2 separate regions of the Homo sapiens genome follow, and region 2 is linked to region 1. The links are chromatin loops, found by intact Hi-C in ENCODE. Cell type or tissue: dorsolateral prefrontal cortex. All regions are shown on one strand.

Region 1 (5,000 bases):
ATTTTTAAAGAGAAATCAATAACCCAGCCTAAATATCTCCCTATGTAATAAGGAAGCATCATATTTCATTGAACTCTTTGCTGAAGTCATCATGCAACTTCCTCCCACTTCTGGTGGTTTTAGGGTGAAGGCTGGCCTGCTTCACAGTTGGCATCCCTGAGGGAAATAGCAGGAGAGGGCGAGGAGGAGGAAGGGGTAGGTTTGGTATGGATGAGTCTGAGATGCTCTGGATAAACAGTAACTTGGCTAGGCCACTCCCCTGGTATATGCCTGGGCCTCAAGGTGGAATGGACTTTTTTTAAGCACAAATGCTTTTGGGTGTCTTTATAATTTCCCCCTCCAAACCCAAGAGTTGTGCAAGAAACATCCACACTCCACACTAACAAGGCAAAGGTTGTTTTTGTTTTTTTTTTTTTGAGACGGAGTTTTGCTCTTGTTGCCCAGTCCGGAGTGCAATGGCGTGATCTCGGCTCACCGCAACCTCTGCCTCCCAGGTTTAAGCGGTTCTCCTGCTGCAGCCTCCTGAGTAGCTGGGATTACAGGCATGAGCCACCACGCCCAGCTAATTTTGTATTTTTAGTAGAGACGGGGTTTCTCCATGTTGGTCAGGCTGGTCTCAAACTCCTGACCTCAGGTGATCCACCCGCCTCGGCTTCCCAAAGCCCTGGGATGACAGGCTCGAGCCACCGCGCCTGGCCTTGTTTTGTTTTTTTGAGACAGAGTCTCGCTCTGTTGCCCAGGCTGGAGTGCAGTGGCGCAATCTCAGCTCACTGCAACCACGGCCTCCCGGATTCAAGCAATTCTCTGCCTCAGCCTCCCGAATAGCTGGGAATGCAGGCGCCCGCCACCACGCCCGGCTAATTTTTGTATTTTTAGTAGAGTCGGGGTTTCACCATGTTGGCCAGGCTGGACTCGAACTCCTGACAGGAGATCTGCTGGACTCAGGTGTCAGCCACCGCGCCCGGATTCTTACCATAATACTTTCATCTTTTGTTTTGTTTTGTTACTGTACACTTTTATGGTAAGAAGTCATGACACAGTAATAAAGAGAGACGGGAGCAGGTGAAGAGGAAACGCTTCCTTTCTATTTTCTCAGGCAGGGGCACTCCAGGTCTTCACATCACTGCAAGGGCGACAGAGTAGACTTAGAGTCAAGAAAGGCAAGGGCTAGAGCCCAGGAGGCGGAGGGCGACAACGGGCGGAACCCCAGTGGGCAGAGCCTGGCCCCAGCCCTGGCGGCTCCTCCGCTTCTCCCACATGTGAGGAAAGAGCGCGGCCCCTGCGCCCCTGCGGCACACGCTGTGAAACAACCCTCCTGGGTGTGGCTCGGCTTCTCGGCTGTCCAAACAGCCTGAAGAAAAGCCCCATGCATGCTCTGGCCTCGTCTCAGCAGTTCCAGGCCATCCTTCTCGAGGGGCGGGAGCTGACCGGCATGAACCGGCCGCAGCGAGCCGCTCGAGGCCTGGTTGGCTTCGAGCTCAGGAGGGACGCACGAGCCTGCCGCTTCCGGCTCTGGCGGGGGGGGCACGTGCCCCGTCCCGTTGCCCCGGCGACCGCGGCGGTTTGTTCTCAGGCCCCGGCCTTTCTCACCGTGCGACGCCCCAACCCGCCGCTCCGCCGCGGTGGTACGCTCCAGGCCGCCAGGCCGCGAGGCCCACCGAGCGGACGCCAGTGGATGACCCGCGGCGGGGGAGGAGGAGGTGACGGCCTGGGAGCCGGAGGCGGGCCTGGGCCGGCGTTTCGGGCGAGGGGGGCACCTCGCCGCGAAGGAAGGGGCCTTCCCACGCTTCCCGCCCTGCGCCGGGCTTCTGTGGCTTTAGTTTCCTCGTTGCCGCCCAGCGCTCCACTTCTGTCCCACTCTCGACTTCCGCTCCTCCACGCTCCTTTGCCCCTTTCTGCCCCTCAGCACCCCCAAGACCCTGAGGCCGCTACCCCCCTTCCCGCCGCCCCCAGGGACCCCCTTGGCAATTGGGGAGGCCCCTTCCCCGACGCCAACAACACGCCTTTCTCCCTCACCCAGATACCATCAGCAAAATGCCAGACGTCAAGGAGAGTGTGCCCCCGAAATATCCTGGCGACTCAGAGGGCAGGTCCTGTAAGCCCGAAACCTCAGGACCCCCCCAGGAAGACAAGAGCGGCTCCGAGGACCCCCCTCCCTGTAGGTCCAGCTCGGCAGTCCCTGTGGCCCCCTAGGGGGTGCTTAGTGTGGGGGGTCCGCAGGCCCCCCCATCCCCCAAGTTTTCTCTCTTCACTATCCCTCTCTCGTTTGTCTTTCTCCGTTTCTCCCCCACCCGCCTTTACTTACAGGCCCGAGGGCAGAGGTCTTCAAAGAGTTTTTGGTTCTAGAGAAAGAAGTGACCCAAGCGTGATTACTTGAATCTGACAAGATTTGAGACTGAGTCGGTTCAAAGCCCTCCTTTGTATTGTATTTTGAATATGTAGGGGGGATTGGCAGATAGATCTGGGATTGATTTTAAAGAACCCAAATGATCCCAGACGGGAATTGGGTTTTCTCAGCGCTTTGCTAACTCAAGAAATAGTAGTGTCCTGGGCCCAGTCTCTAGCTCGGTTCTGTAGTGGGTGTTCTTTTGTGTTCTTGTTGGGGCACAAGGTCTTCTCCGCGCTTCGTGGTAGGTCCAGTCTCACTGGGACTCATGCTGTATTTCTCTTAATCTCCAGAGAACGTAACTAGTCATCAAACTGAGGAGCTGTCCGTGTGCAACAACTCAAGATAAAATTCTTGACTATTGAAATGCGAAAAATTAGATTGAGGCTTTGCGGCTGAATTAGATTGGTTTTTCTTGTGGCCACATGAGGTCGCTGCTGGTTAACTGAATGGCACCAAAAGGCATATTGGGGTCATTTCCAACAGCTATGAACCTGAGGTAGGATGAAAAATCCGTTTTTTTGTACACACAATTTAAGTTTTTGAGGTGTCTATTTAAATGAGTCCATATATAAAACAACTCTCAGTAAAATGAATAATCAAATTCCTTTTTAAAAAAATTTGAAATTTTGTGTATTAGGTTGACTTGGTTGTTATATTACTTGAAAATGTCTTTGTCCTTGGGATCTGGATTTTTAAAATCTATTTCGGTTAAATTTTATCTCTAATTTCTCTTTGAGCTCTCCTCATTCCTGAATTTTAGAGCTGTTTTGGAATTGCTTAGTGCTGTGTAACTTTTGAGCAACAGAAGTCTTATCAAGGCAGGCTATGAACTTTGATTTGTTGTAGTTGGAAAGTGTTTCTGTGTATATTTCCCTCCGTCCCTCAATAAGCTGCTGTAGTTCAATCCCCTTCTGAAGATTTTCTCTTAGCTCTCATTTAGCATTAGTGAATTAGCAGTGAGTCTGTTTACATATTTGATTGTGTTTTGCCATTTTGGCTGAAACTAAAGACTTCAGAGAGGCTGCAGAAATAAAGGGAACCTCAAGCGTCCACTTAAGGTCCAGTTCACCTTCATGTTTACCTAAGCAGAGACTCAGTGGATTTTTGGTAAAGGTCTACAATCTCCTTAACTTTTTATTTTTAAATATCGTAAGTCTGCTGGAAAGTAAAAAATAATACAGTGAATGCCCACAGTGTTAATATTCTGCCGTATTGCTTTTTCTCTCTCCCTGTATTTCCCCCTCCTGCCTTTTAAAATTGCAACGTCTTGACTTCTTTTAATTTTTGTTGTTGTTGATGGGTTTTTTTTTTTTTATAAACTAGCTGTTTTTTGAGACGGAGTCTCTGTCACCCAGGCTAGAGTGCAATGGTGCGATCTCGGCTCACTGCAACCTCCACCTCCTGGGTTCAAGCGATTCTCCTGCCTTAGCCTCCTGAGTAGCTGGGATTATAAGCATGTGCCACCATGCCCAGCTAATTTTTGTATTTTTAGGAGAGACGGGGTTTCACCATGTCGGCCAGGCTGGTCTCGAACTCCTGACCTCAGGTGATCTGCCTGCCTTAGCCTCCCAAAGTGCTGGGATTATAGGCAAGAGCCACAGCACCTGGCCTTGACTTCTTTTAATTTTTAAATTTTTGTGGGTACATAGTAGGTGTGTATATTTATCAGGTATATGGGATATTTTGATACAGGCATACAATGTGTAATAATCACATCAGGGTAAATGCGGTACACATCATCTCAAGGATTTATCCTTTGTGTTACAAACAATCCAATTATACTCTTTTAGTTATTTTAAAATGTGCAACTAAATTATTGTTGACTACAGTCATTCTGTTCTCTCAAATACTAGATCTTATTCATTCTATTTTTTGTACCCATTAACCATCTGTGCTTCCCTGCAACCCCCCAACCCCCCACCCAACTACCCTTCCCAGCCTCTGGTTATCTGTCATTCTATTCTCTATCTACATGAGTTCAATTGTTTTAATTTTTAGCTCCCACAAATAAGTGAGAACATGTGAAGTTTTTCTTTCTGTGCCTGGCTTAATTCACTTAACATAATGACCTCCTGTTCCATCTGCGTTGTTGCGGATAACAAGATCTTGTGTTGTTTTTTTGTTTTTGGCTGAATAGCACTCCATTGTGTATATCTACCATTTGTCTGTTGATGGACACAGGTTGCTTCCAAATCTTGGCTATCATAAATAGTGCTGAAATAAACATGGGAGTGCAGATATCTCTTCGATAGATTGATTTCCTTTCTTTTGGGTATATACCCAGCAGTGGGATTGCTGGATCATGTGGTAGCTCTATTTTTAGGTTTTTGAGGAACCTCCAAACTATTCTCCATAGTGGCTGTACTAATTTACATTCCCACCAACAGTGTATGAGGGTTCCCTTTCCTCCACATCCTCACCAGCGTTTGTTATTGCCTGAGTTTTGGATAAAAGCCATTTTAACTGGGGTGAGATACAAAGTCATGACTTTACCTCTAAATATTTCATCATGTATCTAAGAACAGGGGCATTCTCCTGTGTAACTTTTCTACAGTAACCTTATTTTTCCTTTTTACATTTTCAAATCTTTTTACTATAGAAAAATTATACA
Region 2 (5,000 bases), 91 kb after region 1:
ATAAAAGGTTAGTTTGCTTTCCACTTCCGCTCTGTTGTCCTCTGAGTGCTCCAGTCCAGTAAAACCTATTTTTAAAGTTGTAAAAATATTTTTACTTACACTTATTTTTTGATACATTCACATGATTCAAAATTCAAAAGATACAAAATGTTATTCAGAGAAAAGTCTCCCTTACCCATCTCCCAGTTGCCTCTCCGCATTCTATTCTACTCACACGCAGAGCTTAACACTGTAGACACCAATGAGGGTTGGCATCAAGCGTATTTTATTTGCCTTGTCACCCGCTGGGCCTGGCACATGGTAAATAGAGAACCTATTGAATGAATCTGTGAATGAACCAAAGTGTAGTTTCCATTTCTTTAGAGTCTGCACTGGAAAAGCTGTTCTCCACGGCCATGCAGCGTGCTGGGGAAGGAAAGGGCTGAAATGGTGGGGTGACTCCAGGGTATCCTCTGAAATAAAGTCATATTATATATTTCATTATCACCATAATCACTTAACATCCGAAGCCCCAGCTGGCCTGTCCAATCAGCATCCGTTGGTGGTACAATTTGTGAAATTTTGCCGAAGGGCCTTTTGGCATCAGAGTGAACAGAGTTGAGCACCCTCGCTGCTTCTCCGCTCTGCTCTTTCCTGCTTGCCCCAGGAGTCACCCACTAGTCAACTGACATAGGCCAGCAGAAGCCCAGGTTTCTTTTCTTTTCTTTTTTTTTTCTTTGAGACATGGTCTTGCTCTGTCACCCAGGCTGGAGTGCAGTGGCGCAATCATGGCTCACTGAAACCTTGAACTCCTGGGCTCAGGGGATCCTCCCGCGTCAGCCTCCCAAAGCACTGGGGTTACAGGTGCCTGACCCAGAAACCCGGGTATCCATGTGAGGTGTTCCAGACTGCAGACCGGCTGGGAAATGCTAATGGATGCTCTCAGGACGATTTTGCCCAGGCTAGGAAGTTGTTCTATTGTTCTGTGAACTGCCATGGCTAAGTCAAGCTGAGCTGGTTCTAGTTCCAGAAAAACTCAGGGTCCTCGGCAATGGACTCACAGCCTGTAACCCTGGACTCCTTCCTCAGCAACTGGAACCTGTCTTGGTGGAAGCTCAGGGCCAGGAGGGACATGGCAGCGAAGAGGTCCTGTTTGGGCAGAGATTGGCAGGTCCCCACCCTGGCACCACAGAGTGTCTGGAGCTGTGGTCTGCCCAAGCCCTCAGCCTGAGCTGTGCAGATGGGGAGAAGCCGGAGCTCATCTTCTCTCCTTGCCTCAGACTCACCCTCATGCCCAGAACCAGCAGAGAGGAAATAAGATCATTTCAATCTACACAAAGAAGAGCGTTCAGACACAGCAGATATCATTCTGATCTATACACTTCATGCAGTTTAACCTCCTAGCTTTAAGTTAAAAAAAAATCTGAACAGGCAGCTTTCCCAGAAATGGTCTGCATTTCAGGGGAAGAGGCAGGTTAAGTGTAATGGACGGGCACCATTTAGTGTTCTCCTCTTTTTCTGTGGTTTTGGATGAGTGACATTTTTGGAGAGAGATGAGAAATGGCCATGCTTCCTTATTAGTGCACTTCACGTGAACTGACTGAAAACTTATACTCGTGTTTGTTAATATAAGGACTTGAAAGTTATCACCATAATGGACTCTTGTCTTCAAAAAATGCTTGGAAATACTCCATTTTCAAAAAGTTTTCAGGACGACTCTGTTTAGACTATTTTTCCCTGCCAGGGCTGTGTAAAATGTATTCCCCATATGGCTGAAAACAAGAACAAAAACAAACACTGGAGATACTGCTGCTCAGGCCATCTGACATCTGCTTGTTTAGACCGCAGGATTCTGGCTGCCCACGGGGTGGGGATGGGAGGTGGAGCTCTGTATGGAGAGGTCTCCATCCCCCATCACCAGGCGGCAGAGCCACGCAGATGACAACTAGCTTTTTAATAAATACTGGGAGTTGAAGGAGGGGAAAGAAAGAGTTTTGATGGGTCTTCTGTGTGCCAGGAAGTGTGTTGGGCACAGGCGGACCTCAAGCTTTGGTGTAACTTGGCTCCCTTTCAGGAGGCAGTACAAGTCACGGCTGTGTGCAGGGCTACGACATGGGGCCAAATATCAGGAGAGCAGGAATCAGTCTGGTCAATATGTCTTTCGTTGGGGCCCCATGTAGAGGAGGATGGGAAAGGAATCACTTTCCTTTTACTTTCCTTTGGTGTAAATGGGAGCACGAGAGAAGTTTCTATAACTGAGTTGGCTCCTGACATCAGACATTCCCTCCTAACACCCTTTCTGCTGCCTGGGAGCTGTTGGTGCCCTAGGACCCCCTGCCAGTTGGAAAACACACATCAGTCTCCTTAGGCCTGAGCCACGGGGCGGGAGACACCTTCCACCTCGCCTCTTCCACTCGGCACTGATGACCTTATTGGCCCAGAAACACCTTCTGCTTTGCAGGATTACTTCCCTGATTAACTGTTTTATGGTGTGTCCCAGAGACACTAAAGAACCATTCAGGGTAAGGACCCTGCGCCACGCTGTTTTCTTTAGATCCCACCATATGCCTTGTACACAGCTAGCACACTGGTGGTGTTCGATGACAAATGTTTGTTAGCTATCGCTAATACACTGGTCACTTTTACACTAACAGGGGAAGGGGGGAAGGCAGCCAACACTCTCCCTTCTGGACCAGTATGAATTCTCTAACTCCCTTTCCCTCCTCATTTTTACGTTTTTCTGACTCTCTGAGTTGCTGGCACAAGGTTGGCACTCCCCCAAAGCACCTCACACTCCACAACTTTCAGCTGATCCCTTCTCTGAGCAATCCTGCAGAGCCTCGACTCACAGCCAAGCAAACTTATTACCCTACTTTTCAGGTGAGGAAACTGAAGCTCTCCTCCACAGGCACTCCCAAACTGCCCACAGAGGGCAGTGCTCTCACTTTCGCTGGTGCCACTGGCAGCCGAACCTGCTTCCTGCTGCACGGGGGCAAAGTGGCAGACCCTCTCCTCTGGCTCGATGGCCTTGCTTGGACAGTGCTCCCCCTTCCCAGGAGCCGGGGGCTGAGCGACTGAGCCGCAGCCTCCTCAGCCTCACCAGATGCTCTGTGCCGATCCCATCAGGCGACTGCTGACGTCAAAATCAGTTCCTTAGGCTGTGCAGAGAACCCTAAAGACTGCTGACAGCTGCACTCTCAGGCCCAGAAACCACATAAGAATTCATCACCATCTCTGTCTTCTGCCTCTTAGCAGCAGACGCCTCTCAGCCTAGAGTGGGCTTTGATTCCACATCTGAAAAAGGGTCACTGGCCAGGGTCTGGGTGATTTTTTTTCCTTCTCCTCCCAGACTGAATTGCGCATGGCCTCAGGAAAACAAAGATGGATTGAAGTAAATTATTTGTCCTGATTTTCTAACCTTGTCAACTGCTTTTAGGAGAGGGAGGCAGAAGGGGATGGGGGAGGGGAAAGGCGCATGGCAGGGAATGAGTAACTATCTGCCAGCGGGCTCAGGGCTGTCCTTGCCGAGGCGACCAGACATGGCGGCTAACAATGAGGAACTCCCTTTTCCACAGAGCGGGCTCAGTCTCCACTTCAGCTGTGTCTTACCGTGGGGCATTTGGGTTGTTACCATGTTAATTGCTGTGTCCCCCTACTTCAATCCCCTTTACATCGTCACCTTCTTTTTCAACTCCCCTTTTCCTACTAGGCTGAGAGACAACAGAGCTGTTTTGTTTCAAAAGTGCTTTGTCCGTCTTCCCTGACAAAGGCTCCAATTAAAGCCTGCCTTTTGTCTTTGCACCAGGCTAGGCTGGTGGAGAGAGGAAAGCCACGGAGCTCTGGCTTCCAGAGCGTGGTCTAAGGCTCTAACCTCCCACCTGCCCCCTCATTTTTGTCTTTCCTATACCTCTTGGGTTGCTGATATTTGGTCTTGCTCCCCAAAAGCACCTCACACCCCGCAACTACCAGCTGGCCCTTTCCCTGACTCAGAGGTCAGGGCTTAGGCCCACATCTGCAGCTTGACAGAAAGGAAATACATGGACATGACATGAACATGACCGGGAGGAAATACATGGCCCTGACTTGACATGACGTGAAGGAAATACACGGAACCAATACTTGCCAAATGACCTTCTCATACCAGAACAGCCTAATGTAAAAGTAATCTTTTACTCAAAGCGCCAAGAAACTGCTGAAAGAATAAAAAAGTTGGGAGACCTAGATTCCAATTAACTTTATTACTGCTTGCCACATAACTCTGGGTTATAAGCCAAGTACTGGCTTCAATAAGTGGGACAAGAATCTAAAAGATTAATGAGGATTATGTATTTGGGTTCTAGTTCAATGTACACAATCTACTTTTCACCCAGGCATGGTGGGGAGGGGTGAGGAGGAAGTACACAAACCTCAGAAAGCCTGCAGTTACCTAAAAACACTGGTTAATCTGCCAGTTGGTCCTTCGGGCACCCCCACCAGCCTCCAAGTAACTGTCTCTCGGTCTGGTTCTTTCACAATCTGAATGTCATTACAGCACACTGCTGGTCTGGCTGTGGATAAAACCAGGCCAAAGAAAACATCCTAAACTTCTACTCAGAATCAATTTCCTTAGCAGTGTGGCCAGGGAAAGGGGTCTTAGCTCCTCAGATTCTACAGGGGAACACCTGTCTTATAATATCAGGGTGGTCAAATGTAGGATTCTGAGTACCAAATTATATATACTTAAGGTTTAAAAATACATACATACATACTTAATACAAATACACTATCAGGATCCATCAGCTGCCTTGAGATTTCCTGCAGTTTACCACTCCTAATTACCTCTGAACTTGCGAAACAGGAAGAAGGTGTATAAATGAAGTTGACAGAGTCCCTAGACTTCAGTTTAAAGCACTAGTTAAAACCTTTCAGATAAGACATACAAAAGAGCACATGCTGCAGTGATTCCATTTATATGAAGTTCTAGAATAGGCAAAATTTAGAGTGGAAAACTACCAGAAGAGGCTGGGTGAGGACTGGCTGGC

Evidence for each region. Peaks named below come from ENCODE experiments on the same cell type or tissue, not always from the same donor. Only the 100,000 strongest peaks of a DNase experiment are listed, where the experiment ranks them.
Region 2: a loop joins it to region 1, with 5 times the contacts of the local background. A loop is called at or near these places in 10 of 110 quality-filtered maps.

What each region holds. Positions count from the first base shown.
Region 1 is chr6:35,137,905-35,142,904 of GRCh38, reverse strand. TCP11 (t-complex 11) reads left to right here and starts at 1,566. Exons shown (of 10, transcript NM_001370687.1): 1 at 1,566-1,700; 2 at 2,021-2,158. The coding sequence starts at 2,035. In dorsolateral prefrontal cortex, CTCF peaks have their summits at 2,610 and 2,813 (motif pointing right); a DNase peak (open chromatin) is centred at 2,804; H3K27me3 peaks cover 700 bases.
Region 2 is chr6:35,046,912-35,051,911 of GRCh38, reverse strand. All of the region lies in intron 11 of ANKS1A (ankyrin repeat and sterile alpha motif domain containing 1A), which reads right to left. Among named protein-coding and RNA genes, the nearest start is that of TCP11, 92 kb to the left of the region's middle. RefSeq lists enhancers at 2,442-3,288, 3,289-4,137. In dorsolateral prefrontal cortex, CTCF peaks have their summits at 1,841, 2,673 and 2,885 (motif pointing right); DNase peaks (open chromatin) are centred at 1,861, 3,091 and 3,481; H3K4me3 peaks cover 2,928 bases; H3K27ac peaks cover 5,000 bases.